2 separate regions of the Homo sapiens genome follow, and region 2 is linked to region 1. A link is a loop called in an ENCODE intact Hi-C map of the cell type or tissue named here. Cell type or tissue: PC-3. All regions are shown on one strand. Each heading gives the region's core, and the rest is flanking DNA. Links, peaks and the distances in the headings are about the cores only.

Region 1 (13,243 bases), core at 4,405-9,404:
TTCCCAGTTCTAGCTGGTAAATCGCAATTTGTCTCCAGCAATCATGATCGTATCATGCACTTTTGTCAATGACTAGTTTAGGGATAGGCATGTGACGCAGATCTGACAAATTTGACACAAAGTGAAGTCCACTTGGGACCTTTTTGGAAAGGCCTTTCTTGATGAGAAAAAAAAGAAAGAGACACAGAAAATTAAACACCAATTTCCCTTGACTAGCTGTTATGTGTCTACATGTGATGCTTACAATTTTGGAAGACATTTTACAACCATGAATAAAGCATTACTCATACACTAAGGATGGTAGAATAGAAAGATGAAATGTGCCTGGGTCCCTCATAAAACTTATATTGTATATCTGAATTAACCCTGGGTTCCTTACCTCCAGACTTCTCATTCAGTGTGTAATAAATCCCTTATAATTTGACCTAATTTTGGTTTGGCTTTCTGTTACTGGCACTCAAAAGTTGGTCCTCACTTTCTTTTCTCTATGGAAACATCCTATTGGTTTTCTTTTAAACAAATCAAAATGGGTTGTTACTATATTTGTTAGTTGTTTGGTTTTTTGTCTATTTAACTTTCATGAGAGCAGGGTCTGTGTCTATCTTGTTCACCAGTATCTAGAACAGTATCTGGCACGTAGTAGGCACTCAAGAAATATTTGTTAATGAATGACCAAATGTCACATCCACAGGGAGAATCAACTAGTTGGTTTAGATGGTGACTAGTAGGATATCAAATATATACAAACACTAATAAATAAATTATGTGTCCTTTAAAGCTGATTTCCCAAAGAATCCTGATCCTGATTTTTACATTTTAGTTTCAAAGGGATGTAGATGGGGAAGATATTAAAACAGAGGGCTGAGAATTTTAGTTCTAAGAGTGCTTGCCCATTCACCAGGCAATCTATGTTTCATCATCCCAAAAAGACAAAGGGCAATTCTACTCTCGAAGGAAGACAATCATTTCTAGATCTCTACCACTCTAAAGTGAGTTCATGTTCCTGCCTGAAGCAGATCAGACACAAACCTGGATTATTTACTTTTTTACTTTTTTTATCAACTTTAACTGTTATAAAAAGCATTCTATTGGCTTTTCATAAATTCAAGTAAATCTAAAATTATGCCACAATCCCATAGAGCATGTCATCTAGATGGCAGCAGAAATCATGTTGAGGGTATTATAGCTTATCCAACTTTGAAAGCCCTGACCAAGACAGGACCTATGTGGTATAAGTCAGGTCATACTGTGAGGTTGTGTCTTCCAACCAGAAAAACACCCTGTTGCCATGGTGCCTGAATTCCCACCTTTATCACTGTTTCACTGGATTAACACAGTTATGTCTTCAGAAGTCCCTTATTTAAATGTGAATATACTTCCTAGAGAAGCTAATACGTTAAATTTTTAGCATTCATTTTTCAACAGAAGGCAAAGTCTCGAAGGAATCAAATATTATAAAGAACAGCTAAGCTTTAATGGATACGAGCAAAGAAAGAAAATTCTGGACATGGGAGGGAACATGGGCACTGGGAAGCTAGAGAAAGAAAGACGGTAAACAAGATGAGGAAGATACCAAAATGGAAATTTAGTGAGGATTCAGAAATCACCAATTTACCCCTGGGTCCCATATGGCCTTGTTGCTACCTAATTACTCACTTCTGACAAAAACTAGGGTATAAAACATCATTTAGTGTCATATCTGTCTCTTCGTCTGTGAAATGGAGACTAGAGAAAAACAGAATAAGAGTAGGTGATCCTAGCTATATAAATAGAAAGACAGATAAGGAAAATGACTAATGGAGCAAACAGATTAGAAAAGTACACGTTTCAGAGGTCTTTTCTCAGTAGGGCTCGTCTTGGAAACTAACCTAGGTTAGGGTATAATTGACTGAGGTGACTAAACTTCCTAGATGATACATTCTGCCTCATGTCCTGGCTTAATTATTAACAGTGCCTCCTTTCACTCTCAAAGTGTCCCAGATTGGATCATAAATGATATGGTCACCCTTATGAATGACTGGTGATCTTTCATAAGGGTGGCCATATAAAAGATCAGAGGTGTGCTCAGTTAGTAATTCCCTTCAGTACTCAAGATCTGGAGTGGCCTGATTCCAAACTTATTAACTCCAGTTATGAGGAGCTGCCTGTGTGCCATGATGTAGAAATAATGGGAAGTATGCATCACATGTAGGCAGCATCACCATTTTAACAGAGTGCTTCCCAAAGGAGTGGGTGAAAATAGGAATTTCAGAAAGCACAATGAGGCTACTAGTGAAGATACAAAAAAGGTGAAATGGAAGCATTAGAAGCCCCTCAAAGGAAGCACTCACTCACTGCTCCTACACATAGGGCTAGCCCTGATCTGTGTATTCAAGCAGCTGTCAAGTCCTCCATTCCTACCCAAAAAGAGAAAATAGTGTTTGCTTTAGACAGTATCACTCAGTCACAGGCTGGGCTGACATTCATAGATGAGTCTCGCCAGTTATTTAGCCTTCACCTTGTTAGAAACAGATCAGGCCTCATACAATGTTTAGTCCAGAACAGAAACTACAACAACCAAAAACAATTAATAGCCCATGCACAGAGAAAATACAATATGAACAAAACTGCTGTACTAATGTGTTAAAAAATAAAAAAGATTCATTTGATTATAAACATTGGACTCTAGTTCTCATCTTACAGCACCAGAGAGGAAATTGTTCTCAAATTGATAACCTGTGTTTTTCCTTCCGAAAGTTCATGTTCCCATTCAAATTGCACTAAATCTTTAGAGACTTTGCCTTCTGAGCCTCAAACCTATTTCCACACCTAATTCTCATATCTTGGTAAATACTTGTAATGTATCTAGGAAATCAAAGACATAACTTCTTTTTCAATATATGCAAAGACATCCATCTCCTGTGGTTGAGGGGATGAGTTAAATGGTACAAAGAAATCAGAGGAAAGTGGATGGGGGCTTTGGTGCAGCTCCTTGCCCCTCTGGTACTGTTTTTATTTCCCTGTAACAACACCAATGTGTAAGGGAAATAAACTAAGAATCTGGCCTCTTGGCTGCTCCCAGAACAAGCCTGTGTTATTTTAATGTACACTGAGGAGCAGATGGGAAAAGAAAAATACAAAAGAGCATCAAAGCCCTCCCACCAACGCTTGCCTCTAAAGTCTTAAGCAAGAGCCCCAGCCTCTGCTATTCTATCTTCCGCTGTGTGCATAGCGAGCAGGTAATCAGCAAAGCTAATCAAAAATGCATTCATTACCACAGAGCGGCAGTGGGTGAAAGCGACTGCAGCTTTCTTCCGGCAAGTGGTTTCTGGACTGGCACAATCCAATCTCCTTGGCTCTTTGGCAAGCCTTTTGCCTCCCCCTGCCCTCCCCCTCCCCCACCCATCCTAGCGGTCTCTGCCATGCCCAACTCTGCTTCTCCATTAAGGGCAATCTAATTCTTACAGTTGACAATTTTTCCTCCTCAATCACTACGACGTTGCTCTATGAAAGCTGTTTTCTGCCTAATAAGTCTTCTGGGTATTTTTATACACCTTTAAAGGTGTTTCTTCACTTGAAAAATATATTTTTCCTTTGTTTTCAAAATAAGAAGCCATTTCTTGTCAAGGCTAAACAAACTCAAATGCTGACAGCTTCTGCAAATGCAAATGCCTTTCCTGCTTCCTCCAACTTAGCAAAATGGACTCTCTCAGAGCCCCCAGAACCAAAAGAAGCTCAGAGAAACCTGTGCTAAAATATGCTTATGGGCCTGGAGCTAGTAACAATAAGAGCTAATATTACTGAGCATTTGTTACATGCCAGGCATAATTCGATGTACTTTAATTATCTCATTCAATCCTCACAGCATCCTTATGAAGGATCTGTTACTTATTATCATCCCCATTGTACAGATGAAAATAGTGAGACCCAAGGAGGTCGAATCAGTCTAACACTAGTTGTGAATGGGGTATTTTGAACTCAGGCTGAGTGGCCCTTCCTTTAAACCACCTACCATGGTTCTGATGGAAAAAGACAAGTATACCACTATACACACTGCCTTGTCCTCTCTCAGACAGTAAAGTTAACCCTTCCAGGGCATGAGATTGCCATTCAGTAAGTAACTATTTTCTCGGAGAAGTGAACAGTACTCCCTCCATCCCTTGAAAAAGTAAATTATCTTTAGCTAAGCTAGAGAGAGAAACTTTTAAAAACAAAACAAAATTTTCTTTCAAGTGTTTGTTTTTCCCAATCAGTCTACAATGGTAGTTGAGTGGCCACTGAGCTTGTATGGCATAGAGGCAGCTATCCATTCTCTGCCTTTTGGGAGCACACATACTAGTTGGGATTTCAGAACAGAACACACACACACACACACACACACATACACACACACACATACACACACACAGAGAGAGAGAGAGAGAGAGAGAGAGAGAGAGAAAGAGATAATGACGTGGAGGCAGGGTGACAGAGAGGCTTCCTGGACTTGATTTCACATCTACCACTTAGAGCTATGTAACCTTGGGCAAGCCATTCAATCTCTCCGCGTGACTCATTTCCTCAGCTGTAAAATTGAAGTAATAATACTACTTACCTCATAGGGGGCTATTAGGATTAGATAATCTAATATATAAAAGTACTTAGCACATGCCTGGCACATAGAAAGTACTTGATAAATAATAACTCACACTACAATTTCTTCCCCCTGGCATGAAATTTATAGCTTATGTTGTACATCCAAGGTTTCAGTGAAGACGTGATCGGTGGTAATTTGGAGCAAAGATGGCAATACCTATGTATGTTTTATTAACACTTCAACTTTGTCCCAAATAAAACTGGGAAATTTCTGATCCTACATCAGAAGTATACTATGAAGGAATAATAGACACTGGGGTCTACTAGAGAGGGGAGATAGGGAGGGGGACAAGAGATGAAAAAATACCTATTGGGTCGTATGCTCACTACTTGGGTGACAGGATCATTTCTACCCCAAACTTCAGCATCATGCAATATAGCCATGTAACAAACTGCACATGTACTCCCTGAATCCAAAATGAAAGCTGCAATTATAAAAAAGGAAGTACCATGAAAAGATACTAGATTGGAATACTGGGGATTTCAGAAAACTAGATATTTTCCATTTAAGCTCTGGTATCAGAGAAGGTTTGAAAAATAAACATCTCAAAACCACAACTCTTTATTCAAAAGCATCTACTCTCTAAATTCTAGGGGACTATGTTTTATTTTTAGTACAACATGAAGGAAACTACAAAAATGACAAAATAGCCCACTTTTTAACTTCAAAAAATGATTTGCTTCAGGGTTTCTTTAAGTGGCAAGCCCCTGTCCTGGATTTAAAATAGGATTCAATTTATCTAAATTCATTTTCCACTTAAATTTTGAGAGGTATGCCCATTGCATAAAGCAAGGTTTGCCCATATTATAAGGTATAGAAGCAAATTGCTGACTTCCATTTCCATTTTCTCAGCATTTGCAACCCAACCTCTTATCATGTTGTGGCCAGCTACAGACATAGTCAGCCAATTTCCACAATCTTGAGAAACAGAAAATGTTATACTAACTCAGACCTTCAATTCTTCTCAACTGTCATCTGTCCCTTAATAGTAACACAAGGACTGCTTTCCACCAAGTACCTTGTAGAATATACGAATCACTTTTATCAAACAAAATACTGAAAAGAAGAGGGAAAGGATGAGTAAGTTTTATAAGTGATGCGGCAATAAGAGAAAAGTTATTCTTTCCTTGTCCCTTTCCAGATCCACCCTCCACTATTCTCCACCACCTCTGCACCTCAAGAGGCACTATCCTAAGTATAACGTATGGTCACTGCTATCTAAGAGTTTGCCAAATCTAATCTCCCAGACAGAAGGGCATTTGGGTCTGTTCTTTTTCAGTTCATCCATGCAATCAGAAACTTTTTCTCCCTTGTATTCCTCCTAATGTATGTACCATTATGTTAAGCATCATTAGATCTTGCTTTTGACTTAATTCATGTATTCACTCATTTGAAAAAGAAATATTTAGCATCCATTAAATTCAGTGCATTGTTGTAGGTGCTAGGATTACAGCAGTAAACAGAACAGACCAAAAAAAAAAAATCCCTCCCCTCATGGAGCTCGCAAAATCTTAAACAGATAAACAAAGTTAGCAAAATATCTAGTTAGAGTTAACATATAAAGTTACAGTGTATTCCAATACCAAATTAGTTGGTTCCCTCAAGTTTCATCCTCTTTAGAAAGACAGTAAAAGGTTTATAATTTTTTAATGGGTTAGTTTGGAAATGTAAACATTCCATTCATTCACATATTTTTTCACCACGCTGCTCCTGATTCCAAGAAGAATTTGAGGTCACTCAAAGTAAAGGACACATAAATGTATTGCTTTAATTTACTACCCAGAAATCTAACTAGAGCAAAAGTCAAGTAATGTGTTGGAGGAGAAGTGTAAGGTTCAATAGTCAAGATCTCTATGGCTTTCTACTTGGGTAATTTGTCTGCAATTATTGGAAACTTCCACAAGGTGGTGGTAATGATGCCTTAGTTTATAACCATATCAAGAGGGCAAGCTGGTATCACAGGTATAATTTACTTGAAATAAAGACACAGGGTACTTCTCTAACCATAAAATTTTGTTTCTCAAAATCCTTTGGCAGTATTCATGATTAAAGAGCTTAGGGTGTTTTCTTGAAACTCCATACAAAAATTTAGATCTTTAGTGAGCCTACAAAAGCCTTGATTGATTGATTGATTGATTGATTGATTGATTTAAGACAGAGTCTCACAATGTTGCCCAGGCTGGAGTGCAATGCCGCGATCATGGTTCACTGCAGCCTCGACCTCTCCAGTCTCAGGTGATCCTCCCACCTCAGCCTCCTGAGTAGCTGGGACTACAGGCATGTGCCACCACACCCAGATAGCTTTTGTATTTTTTGTAGAGAAGGGGTTTCGCCATGTTGCCAAGGCTGGTCTCGAACTCCTGGGCTCAAGCAATCCACCCTCTTCAGCCTCCCAAAGTGCTAGGATGTGAGCCACTGCACCCGGCCAGCCCTCATTTATTAATTCATTCAGCACGCTTTTATTGAGAAGCCTCTGGGTACTAAGCATTGTACAAAGCATTTAAAAATAAATTTTGTGTTCACAAAAAAATACAATAAGGGAAGCATCCTATAATAAAAGGAAAAATCAATGACACTTTTCACATTCTAACTTGTTAATAATAGGAACTGCGCAATTTCTTTCCATTTAACATCTCTTGTGTAATAGATGCTTTTCAGCGTCTCTTTCCTTTAAGGTTCATAGGAAATGCTTCTAATTTTGGTTTGAATGGAATATGGGGATACTAATAGTACTTATCTCAAAGAGTTGTTGTAAGAGTTCAATGAAACAATACATTTAAACCATTTAGTAGAATACCTAGCATGAAGTAAGAAATAAATGTTAGCCATCATCATCACTGTCATCATCATGATCATCATTGCCTTCATTATCGTTGTTATCTTCCTCCTCCTCATCATCATCATTGTTATCATCACCATCAACAGGAAAAAGTACCAAGTTAATCTGTATGTACCAGAAATTTGAGTAAAGGAAATTCAAAATTGGGAAAGAGTCACTGCTTTCCCGTTATTATCAAAATGTGATAATGTTCTAAGCTCTTAAACACTACATTAAGAGGGAGGAAATGTTTGTTTTTGCTTTGTTTTGTTCTCTTCTGTTTTGTTTTGTTTTGTTTTGTTTTGTTTTGTTTTGTTTCTAAAGGCATTGCCTCACAAAGAGTTTCCCAGTGTGGTGCCTTTGTATATGGAACAATCTTCCCCCAAGGGAGCTCAATTTGAGTTTAGATAGCAGGGCAGGTAGGATCTATAAGACCACTCTTTGGCTGATTTCCTGCCAAGATACAGTGATTGTCTCTTGTTCTGCAACATGTAACTTCTCTTGGGACTGGGGTAACCCACTGAGGGAGGCTGGGTGAAGCAGTGAGGAACTGTTTGTACCTCCCTAGAGGAAGCCACCTCATTTCCTGTGGACCCTGCAGGGTCCTTAGTGAATGAGCTTCCTCCCTGGGGCCTGGAGTCAAGGGCCCAGGTAACTGAAGAGGGAGGTGCTCCAGACTGGCCCATTCTTCTCTATAGTAGGCACTGCCCTCAGTGTGACCTGTGCAGTCATACAGGGCTCCATGCTAGAAGGGCTCATGCTTGGATTAATGCACTGCCATTTCTGTCTTGAAATTCTTAAAAATGTTTCAAGAAGGTGCCTAGCACTTTCATTTTTGCTCTAAGCCCTGCAAATTATGTAGCCAGTCCTGTCTGCCCTGAAGAGTTTCCAAACACTGTATAGGCCTTGTTCTTACTTTCCCTCCTTCCTGCTGCTACTTAGAGTCCATTTCACTCTCTCACCCTTGAGTCCAACTAAGTGTTGGTAGCTCAGCAGAAACCAGCTTTCTGCCCAACCCTGAGCTCTGATGATCACTGTAGAGATAGTTTCATAACTGCTGCTTCCTCTCAGTTAGTATTTTCTCTAAAATAAAAAAGAACATTAACAATAATACAAGGATAATATTACTTGAAGCACTGATAACTAGTAACAGGAACTGTAGGTAACTTGCGGGGAATTAATGAAAAAAAAAAGGCAGCATAGGAAGTCAGACAGCCTTGGCTTTTGCATTGGATTTGGGGAAGTGACAGATATTCTGCCCTGCTGCAATTTCTTCGGTTGTAGAATGTCGAGAAAAGTAAAAGCAGTCGAAGTACTCTTAGAAAGTTCACATTTCCTGGTAATTCTATGATTTGAGCTAATCAACTTTACCAGCCTGAATACCACAATATTAAGTGTATTGTAACAATGATCTTTCCCTCTCCCCTTATCCCCCTCCTCCCTCACTCCCCTCCTCCCTCATCCCTCTCCTTTTCTCTCTAATGCTTTATTTGGAGATATAAATAAGATGTATCCCCAATTCACAGATCAAATCACTGAGTCTCAGAGAGTGTAAATGATAGCCTGATGTCACATTCCTAGTAATTTTGGCAGAATTATGATTAGAATCCAAGTTTTCAGATTCCTAGTTCAATACTCACATTTCTGAAAAGGTGTGTATATACCTATTTGGTTTTTCTAAAACTCCTATTCTGAATACATAAGAGTTGGGTTCCTCAACAGTGGCACTATTGACATTTGGGGCTGCCTTGTGCATTATAAGGAGTTGAGCAGCATCTCTGGCCTCTACCCACTAAATTCCTGTAGCACCACCCTACACTGCCAGGAATGATGATCAAAATGTCTCCCAAACATTGCCACTTGTCCTCCAGGGGGCAAAATCACATCTGACTGATAACCATTGCACAAGAGCAGTTCACTACTTAAAGGAAAACTTAGGCAAATCTTTTAGTAAACTACAAAACTCCTTCCAAATTTCTAGTTCCACATATTGGACTTTTTAAAACTAGGGCATACCTGTATTTTCAAAGGATAAAACTACTAATTTTAATTTTGTGGGTAATTGCCCAGAAAAATGTGGAGTGGTTAATATGCTTTTCTTTTTCCTCAAAATATTATGTTCATGAAATTGATGTCACAAAGACTCAACGGAATATGCCCACAGCACACATATTATAACAGATTAAACTTTAGGAAAACCAGCAATTGCAATTCCTCTTTAAGAATTAGCCACAGGCAAGTATCTTCAAATTCAAATGTTTCCAGTTATCTTTTTATTCCCCTAAATACTCTGAATTTTCTTTCAAAGCAGGAAACCCAAAACTCCCTACCTCTAAAGGAGTGTTAAAAATACCTTATTCCTCAAGATGGCTAAACTCAAATCCCCAGCTGACAAATTAGAAAGCAGAAATTAGGAGGTAGAAATAGCAAACAAGCAGATAGCAAGTCTTCCATCTGGCCCTTGAAGCAACCACATATAAGATCTACATTGTCTCAGCTAGATTGACCACAGAAATTCGCATTTGAACTGAGGTATTTTTATCCCGGTGAAAGGGGGCACTTATAATTGTCCCAAGACCATGGGCATAAACTGAATGGTCTTGGGTGAACAAAAATATATGATCACCCTAGCTTTAGACCATTCATAGAAATATATTACGGCCAGAGGCCTGCTGTATTAGTTAGCTATTGCTCCACAACAAGGTGTCCCAAACCTTAGTGGCTTAAAACCACATCAGTCACTTATTCCTCACTGATGGGCAGGTTGGCTGGGGTTCAGCTGATCTAGACTGGCCCCAGCAGTGTAGTGCTGCTACAGGTAGTAGTAGCTGGGGTGGCTCTGCTTCTCACTGTAGGTCTATGAGTCAACTGGAGCTGCTCTGCTACTCATGTCTTTCATCTTTCTTGGGCCAACAAATTAGCTGCTGCATGTTCTTCTCATGGCACTGACAGAGCTGAAGATGGCAAGCAGATATGTGTGAGGTCTCCTAAGATGTAAGCTGAAATTGGTGCACTGTCACTTTTTCCCACATTCCATTGGCCAAAGCAAGTCACATGGCCAAGTTAAAGGGCAGGAAAACAAACTGCCCACAATGAGGCCATGATAAAGATATGAATTTGGGAAAGGGTGAATAATTAGAGCTCTCATTCAATCTAACATGTGTACTGCACTCATTCCAACCCCATCACCACCACCCCCACACATATATGCACCTCAAAAATGGGGAAAAAGTCTATTTGCCTTCATATGATGTTATCTGGCATGATGCTGACTCAGTTCCTAACCTCCAGTCATGTAAGTTTCAGAATCCAGAGTCAACTTCCAATTTTCATAAGTACTTCAAAAAATGGAAATTTTTCCAGTTGAGTATAAAGCATAACTCCTCAAACAATTGGCACCAATAATTCCTCAACATCTCTAGAACTCTCAAATCTACTCAAACATGCAACCCCTCCCCAGGTAGGGCTGGGAGGAGGGGCTAGTTTTAGTTTGGGGGTTAATTTCCCCCTGACTTGCCTATGCTGTTTCCCAGTGATCATTTTTTAACTTTCCCAGAGGGGTAAAATGGTATACATTAATAAAAATGTCAAGAATATTATCTCTGGGAGGTAACCTGGAATAATTCACAATAAATTAACACTTCCCATCAGAGGGACATTGCAGCTTATAAGAATGTCACTTTGTGAGAAGTGGGAGTCCTGAAGCCATGTGATTTCCATCTACAGTTTTTAAGCCCATTCAGAGTCTACCAGGGGATAATTACTTGCTAAGATGTAACCATCCCAGCAGAATGTATTTATTATGATTCAGTTCTATCCACATCCTCAGTATCACAGCATGAAGGAAACTCTGGTCTGGTGAATAAAGCCCTAGAGGGATAAGAAATGCCAATCCTTAACACATGGCTGTATGACCTTGGGCTATTCACTTAACCTCTCTGATTCCTCAGTTTCATAGTCTGTAGAGTGACACCTCTGCTTATCCTGAGGAGAATGTGTGGAGGAATCTCTAGATTTTTACCTGAAAGTCTCTAGAAGCCTATTTGCCTAGAAAAGAAATTATTTCTATATTAGTTTCTCACCCTGCACTCTCAATATAACATAACTCTGTTAAGAACAGAATTAAAATATCAGGCAGATGCATCTTGAACTAAATTTAGGGGGCTGAGCTACTAAAGTAACAGAAGGATCTCACCATTGAGGAGTCTACCTACAACAGACCAAAGACAAACCATTTTGGCAAGTCTTCAGGGGCCTGTAGACACTTGAAGAATAAAATTATTACCACCCACAATTCCCAGGGAGCAGGCCTTCAGGAAGACAGGGATGTCAGTGGTTATTGTGATTGTTTCCCAACCTCCATATCTCTCTCCCTCATTGTGTATCAATCATGTAATTTGGTGGTGGTGGGAAGACTGACCCTACACTAAACTGCACAGATGGGTCATAATCCTGGTCCCCTATGTCATGGCTACTGGTTCAGGTAATTCAGGCCTAAGCATGGCATTACCTGGCCACAAGATTGGATCATGAATAGTCACATGATTCACTGCCAACTAATACAAGATGATGTGACATAGATATGAAGCCAAGAAATCCTACAGCCATTTTGCCATCTTCAGGGAAACAGAAAGGAGAGAGGAAAAGAAATTAGGTTTTTGATGAAATTGTTGAAATATTGAGTCTAATGAATTCTCAAGTCAGCCATACCTTTGGCCCTTCCAGTTATGTGAGCCAATGTGTCTCCCTTAGTGTTTATATCAGTTTTAGTGGATTTGTTCTTGTCTGCAGCATGAAGTATTCTAACTGATATAGGACCATTCAAAGCATGGTCACTAACCCTGAGGGTGCTTAAAGGAGGTGGTGTGAAAGTGTTTAGTCCAGAGAGGAAGGTGTTGGAAGAGAGGTACAAAAAATACCAGGTCATTTCCAATTAATTGCTCCTCCAAATGGCTCCTGGGGATGTCTTCAGGGAAAACATGGAGTTCTAAATACCCTTATGTATAAAAAGCAAGCTAATCTGAAAATGATTTAGGATAAACAATTGCTCCCATAGCCACTACTCACTTGGTGTAACTGTCTCCTTCTAGAAGTTTCGGTGGATCGATTTCTGGACATATTAAATCCAAATTAATAAGGTTTTTCCTCTGACTCATAGATACACTTCCAACAGAAGCAACTCCAACTAGGCCTGTGTCTGAAATTTTAGCTTCTCAGGGATGTAGATTTATTTAACAACATGGAGGCCAACACTTAGATAGAAGATTTCCACAGAGGTTTCTGGAGGGGTGATATAATGGAGAAAATGGAACTATAGAGAAGTAGGTCAGAGGACCTAAGCTTTCTTAGAAGTCATACCCAACCTGAATCTCCAGATATGGCTAAACTCTCTATTCTTCCCAAATAATCTGGAAGTGACAGTGCAAAAGATGGCCACAAAGAATCAGTTGTATCTAGCTTAGTTCCTTTATTAGAGTCTAGGCTAAAGTTTGGACAGTTTTTCTAACCCCAAAATAATCTCACCTCATGGAATCATAGGATGATCAAACATAAAAGCAAGACGGGTACTTAGAAACCACTTTGTTCTATCTTGTGTTTGTAAGGGTTTGGGATAAGGGAAGTACCTTGTTTCAGATAGTTAAACACCATCCTCTGTGCTGCCATGGTACCTGGTGCTTACCATTTTCAGAGCACTTGCCATATTGCATTGTCATTGCCAGTGAATACATCTGCTCCTCCTTTGAACTTGACATTCATGAAAAGCAGAAACTGTTCCTTGCTTCCTTACATTCCTGGTGCTTAGCAAAGTC
Region 2 (5,000 bases), core at 1-5,000, 160 kb after region 1:
AAACAAGGTAGGAAATCCAGTTCAAGAAATATTGATTGATTCCCAACCCATTTTGCCACACTCAATGCTAGGGTGAGGAGAAAAGGACATGTCTTCCCTGCTGAAGAAGCTTGCAATCTAGTAGGGCGATATGTCAATGCAATAATTCTAGAAGTCAGAATATAATAAATATCTAAAAATGTGTGAATCAACTTTCCTGCTTTCTCAGGTTTCCAGGCTGGTGACCATCATTGATTTCTTAGCTGACTGACACTCTTACACACCTCAACATCAGTGAGCTTTGCTGAGACTTGGAGACAGAGATGATAGGAAGATTGAGATAATGTATCTTAAGGCCAGGGCACAGCCTGGAAGTTTATCATTTACCTCTATCCTTAGAACACAGAACAACAAACGTCTGCATTAAAAAGAGTTTCTGGTTGATCAAAGCTGTGCCACATATGTATATATAAATAAATATGGCCTCAGCCCTTCTAGGAAATACCTAGGGAAAATCCCTATTAATTAAGGGCTTCTGGTAATTGGATTCTGATTAACTGAGATTTGTTTGTTTATCATAAGCCTATCATAAGTTCCTCATTATATCTATATTCACTGTTATCCTACTACTCAGATCCAACATATAGTAGATTGCAATACAGATGTATTAAATCAAGGCCTTTTCTCCCACCCTTTAATGCCGCATTTTAGCATTAAGGCTGGTATCTTATTCCAAAATTATAAAAATATGGACCAATTCAAATAGAACAATAAAACTGATGCAAATATCCTCTTTATTTTGAGTTAATCCCATCACTTAAGTCAAGTGAGATCTCCAATTCATACTTTAAAAAAAAGGAAAGGAAACACTAGCCATATATAGCCATTTCATCCCTCCATAGGCAGTGAATATGTTTTTAGTGGGCAGAGGAAGAAAGAGCCCTAATACCTCTTACTTCATATGACTTACACTGTGAACACTCAGTTAAGCCTTTGCAGACACTGAGAGATTAAGTCCTATGAGTTAGAATTACTAGCTTGTAAACATTAATGAAATTTTTAAAATCATCATCCAGCTTTATTAGGAAATTTTCCCAGATTAAGAGCAACAAAAATGTAGCAATTAGAGTGTTCATCACACAGCTGCATGATTACAGGAGTCTTGTTCTAGATTCTAACAGATGCTGTAACAAACAGTTTTGTGAGGGCTGCAAGAACCATAGTTTACAAAAGCAACACAAAAGCTAGTTATTGTTCAAGCTCACATTGCCACAGGACCCTTATGTTTAAAATAATTTACACTCTTGAGCTCCTCTACTGAGAGGCATCAAGCATGTAAATGAGCAATAACAAAAAATAAAATAAAATGTGCAGACTCAAGTTCTTCACTGCACTAACATGGAAGGGCAAGGGACATTAATTGATCCGTACAAAGTTCTGGACTTTGATGAGACCAAATGTGGGAATCAGCCATGGACTAGTTTGATGTCATTGTTACCAAGCCACCACCTGGCTCGTCCAGTCAAATTAAGCTCATCCTTTCAGGGACAGCTTTACTTCAGTCCAGATTTGGCAAGGTCAAACTATCTCTGCTCAAAGGTTATGACAAATTGACAAGTGAGGGGCATCACTCAATGGGCCCAGGTGGGGGCTTGAGGAGATTGGTGACAATTAGTGTTACATCACTAGGGGTGGAGCCAAAGTGGAAGAGATTCATAGCCAGATACCACTATTACATATATATATTTAGAAATATATATTATATGTAGCCTCCCAAATACAAACCACCACCACCCTACTCTGAAAAAGAATAGCAACTGATCAAATATTTCCTAAAGGACTCCAGTATTAAGCCAACGACTAGCAATCTGGCTGAGTTCTATCTATTTCAAGATCATTGTGTGACCTTGCACAGCCACCTCACCTTTCATCATCTCAGGAACTTCAGCCATAAACTATAAAAATCCTTTCTTGCCTTACTGGGATGACATTAGGATGAATCAGGCAATTTCTCTAAGGTATTCTAAGATCCTCAGAGAGGGCAAGTCTACAAATACAAGGTATTATAATTAGAATCACTGCACCTCATTTCTTAAGGGGGAGAAAATGAATAAGGAAAGGAATGTGTGGTCACTGAGCTTGAGACTCAAAAGGCATTTAAAAGCTCTTTCTATCATCTGAGGTAAGTCTCAAGAGAGGGAAACTGATCTGGTGGAGTCAGAGAAGAGTTCAGTGAAGAACCTTTGTGCCACCTGTGAAAGTGGCTAGGACATGCTCCCAGGACATTAGAAGCCTTCCTGTTTGTCTTTGACAGTATAACGTTACTTCACTATGATCACCATAAAGGTTTAGATTTGTGAATACCACCAAGAGAGTGGCAAGTGCTTTGATTATGATGTTGTAGGCCAAAAAGGTCTTGCCTTCCGTAGTGGGATTAATTGTTCATAAAAGAAGAATAGTATATTCAAGCTCAAGTGGTTTAGCTGAAATTGTTTTCATGCCTTTAATTATCTCAATAGCAGAAATCATAGCTCTAGGTATAACTGGATAATTAGTGGGGACAGAGAAAGGAAGAATGGGATCCCTTTCAGAGTTCAGCATTGGGCCAGAATGCGCCTGCTGAGCTTAAGAATGGGGACACAGAAAAAGGATAACTAGGTGAACGGATTTGCAAATCAGAACCTGGGGATTATGCTATCTAAAAGACATACACATTTGCGAGGTAAATAAGAGAAAAACCAAAATAGAGTGTGACCTCAGTAATACTCTGTCTTGGATTAAGAGATAAGGATCTAGAGACACTGAAACAATGGACTAGGTAGCCAACGAGGGTACTGTAGAAAGCTTCTTAGTGGGCACTTTTAAGTACCTTGCCATCACTATCTTTTGAACAGCTCTGAGGGTCCTTTTCAGTCCTCTTGACCTATTTCAAACTACTACTTGTGCTTAACTTGAAAACTTCCTACTCAACAAATTGTTCCTCCTGCTTCCTTTGACCAACATAAAATCAATTGTTGTTTGACAGAATACTTTGTTGCTGTTTTCTCAAAGGTGCAAAGGGGAAAAAAACACCTTATTTTTGCACACATTAACTTAATTTCAGTCTTACCTACTCAAGCACAACATAATCCTTCAAACTCTGACCGAAGCCCCTTCACCATTTGGTGTCCATGGCAACCGCCACCAAGCCACTCAGAGAGTTGCAAGCAGTGGCAGAAAAGTGCATCTCCCAACAGAGCCATTAGCTCTTCTGCATTAACCCCATCAATAAAAGGTGGCAGCAGGCCCAGCCCTGCATTTTCTTTCATCAGGGAGGAGGAATGTTGTCCGTGTTTCCTTCCCAGATTGTGAGAATTGGGTGTGGCTACATCTCACACCCAACCTGTTGAAAATAAAGCATTGAGGGTAAATTACTGCAACTAAGTCAGAGAACGATTTTCACTTGAGAAAACTTCCCACTGGTATGCTTCCCCAACGACTCTGTCAACTGCAGCCTCCACCACAACACTGCTTGCTAAACTACAGCCAGTAATCTTAAACCCCACAAAGACAATAAACATGAAATCCTAGCCACTTCCTGCTATGGTTCTTAGCACTCAGTGACCTACAGGTCATACTCTTTGTTACCCATGTCAAGAATGCATGCGTGACAATTTCATGCCATCAAACTATATTTTATTTATTTATTTATTTATTGAGACAGAGTCTTGCTCTGTAGCTCAGGCTGGAGTGCAGTGGTGTGATCTTGGCTCACTGGAACCTTCGCCTCCCGGGTTCAAGCAATTCTCCTGCCTCAGCCTCCCGAGTAGCTGGGATTACAGGCATGTGCCACCACGCCGGGCTAATTTTTTGTATTTTTAGTAGAGACGGGGTTTTACCATACTGGTCAGGCTAGTGTCGAACTCCTGACCTCGTGATCCGCCTGCCTCGGCCTCCCAAAGTGCTGGGATTACAGGCGTGAGCCACCATGCCTGGCCCCATCAAACTATATTTTTTAATGAAAAAGAGCAATGTTAATAATGGTCTAGGTACTGGAGGATTTATGAGCCAATAGTAAATGGTATGGTTTCTCCAAATATAGACAAAGCTGTTCAGTCTACAAACTGTTTTTATGTGTTCCATATTATTTGCTTTGTTCAGAGCTTAGCTTAAAAGTTGTCAGATAGGAATTTCCCTTTACTGTACTCCAGAGGAAGACTAGGATGTTTCATGGGGATGGTTCTGTCATTACAACAGAATCCAACATATCTAACAGAGATATTTTTGCATAAAGAGAACCATCTCAGACTAGGTTCTTTGTAGAAACTAAAAAGGACCTACTACTCAAGTATCTTCTTCATAGAATCTACATAAATAGGAATAATATTTAGAGTAGAAGGAACAAGTGAGTGGTTTTATCTTCTCAACCGCATGAAAAAGAAAACAGAAGGCTATTATGCACAATCCTTTCCAGTAGGTCCTCTGAAATCTAAGGAAACAATTTCAAGCTCTCCATAAAAAGCAAGACATCATGACTAATCACACTGCCTATCTCTGTAGTCCTGGATAAGGACTAGTAAAGAAAAAGTGAAAAACCAATAAGACATAGTTCCAGGCCTCAAGAAACTCATAGTTCATAGGGAAGCAGCCAAGTAAACAGATGATCATAGTCTAGTGTGATAAGAGCAGTGGCAGAGGGGAACACAGATCTTAATGGAAATGTAGAAGAAACATCCTAACTCAGCTTGACTCAGATCAGGAAGGCCTTTCTCCTCAGGATTGGTTGAACTAAGTTTCCAAGGACCCATTGAAGATCATCTGGTTTGGAAAGGGATGGAAATGTATAATTGCATAAGTATGACAATCCCCACTTATGTGTCAGCATGAACGCTAGTAAGAAGTGCTGATTCAAAAATTGAAACTGACTCAGATGTCATAAGACAGAACAGTAAAACCTGATACTAATAAGAATACGGGTTATACTGGCCAGAACACAACTTGACCTTTCATCATGACCTTTGGATCCTCAAGAAACAGACATT

The links. A loop is a pair of places that touch in the nucleus more often than their neighbours do. Peaks named below come from ENCODE experiments on the same cell type or tissue, not always from the same donor. Only the 100,000 strongest peaks of a DNase experiment are listed, where the experiment ranks them.
Region 2: a loop joins it to region 1, with 2.8 times the contacts of the local background. A loop is called at or near these places in 1 of 110 quality-filtered maps.

Annotation. Positions count from the first base shown.
Region 1 is chrX:123,167,525-123,180,767 of GRCh38, forward strand. No RefSeq gene overlaps it. Among named protein-coding and RNA genes, the nearest start is that of GRIA3, 10 kb to the right of the region's middle. In PC-3, for the core only: a CTCF peak has its summit at 6,504 (motif pointing right); no DNase peak of the experiment used is centred there.
Region 2 is chrX:123,334,894-123,339,893 of GRCh38, forward strand. The region is part of intron 4 of GRIA3 (glutamate ionotropic receptor AMPA type subunit 3); the gene reads left to right. Among named protein-coding and RNA genes, the nearest start is that of GRIA3, 150 kb to the left of the region's middle. In PC-3, for the core only: no CTCF peak of the experiment used is centred there; a DNase peak (open chromatin) is centred at 1,948; H3K27ac peaks cover 641 bases.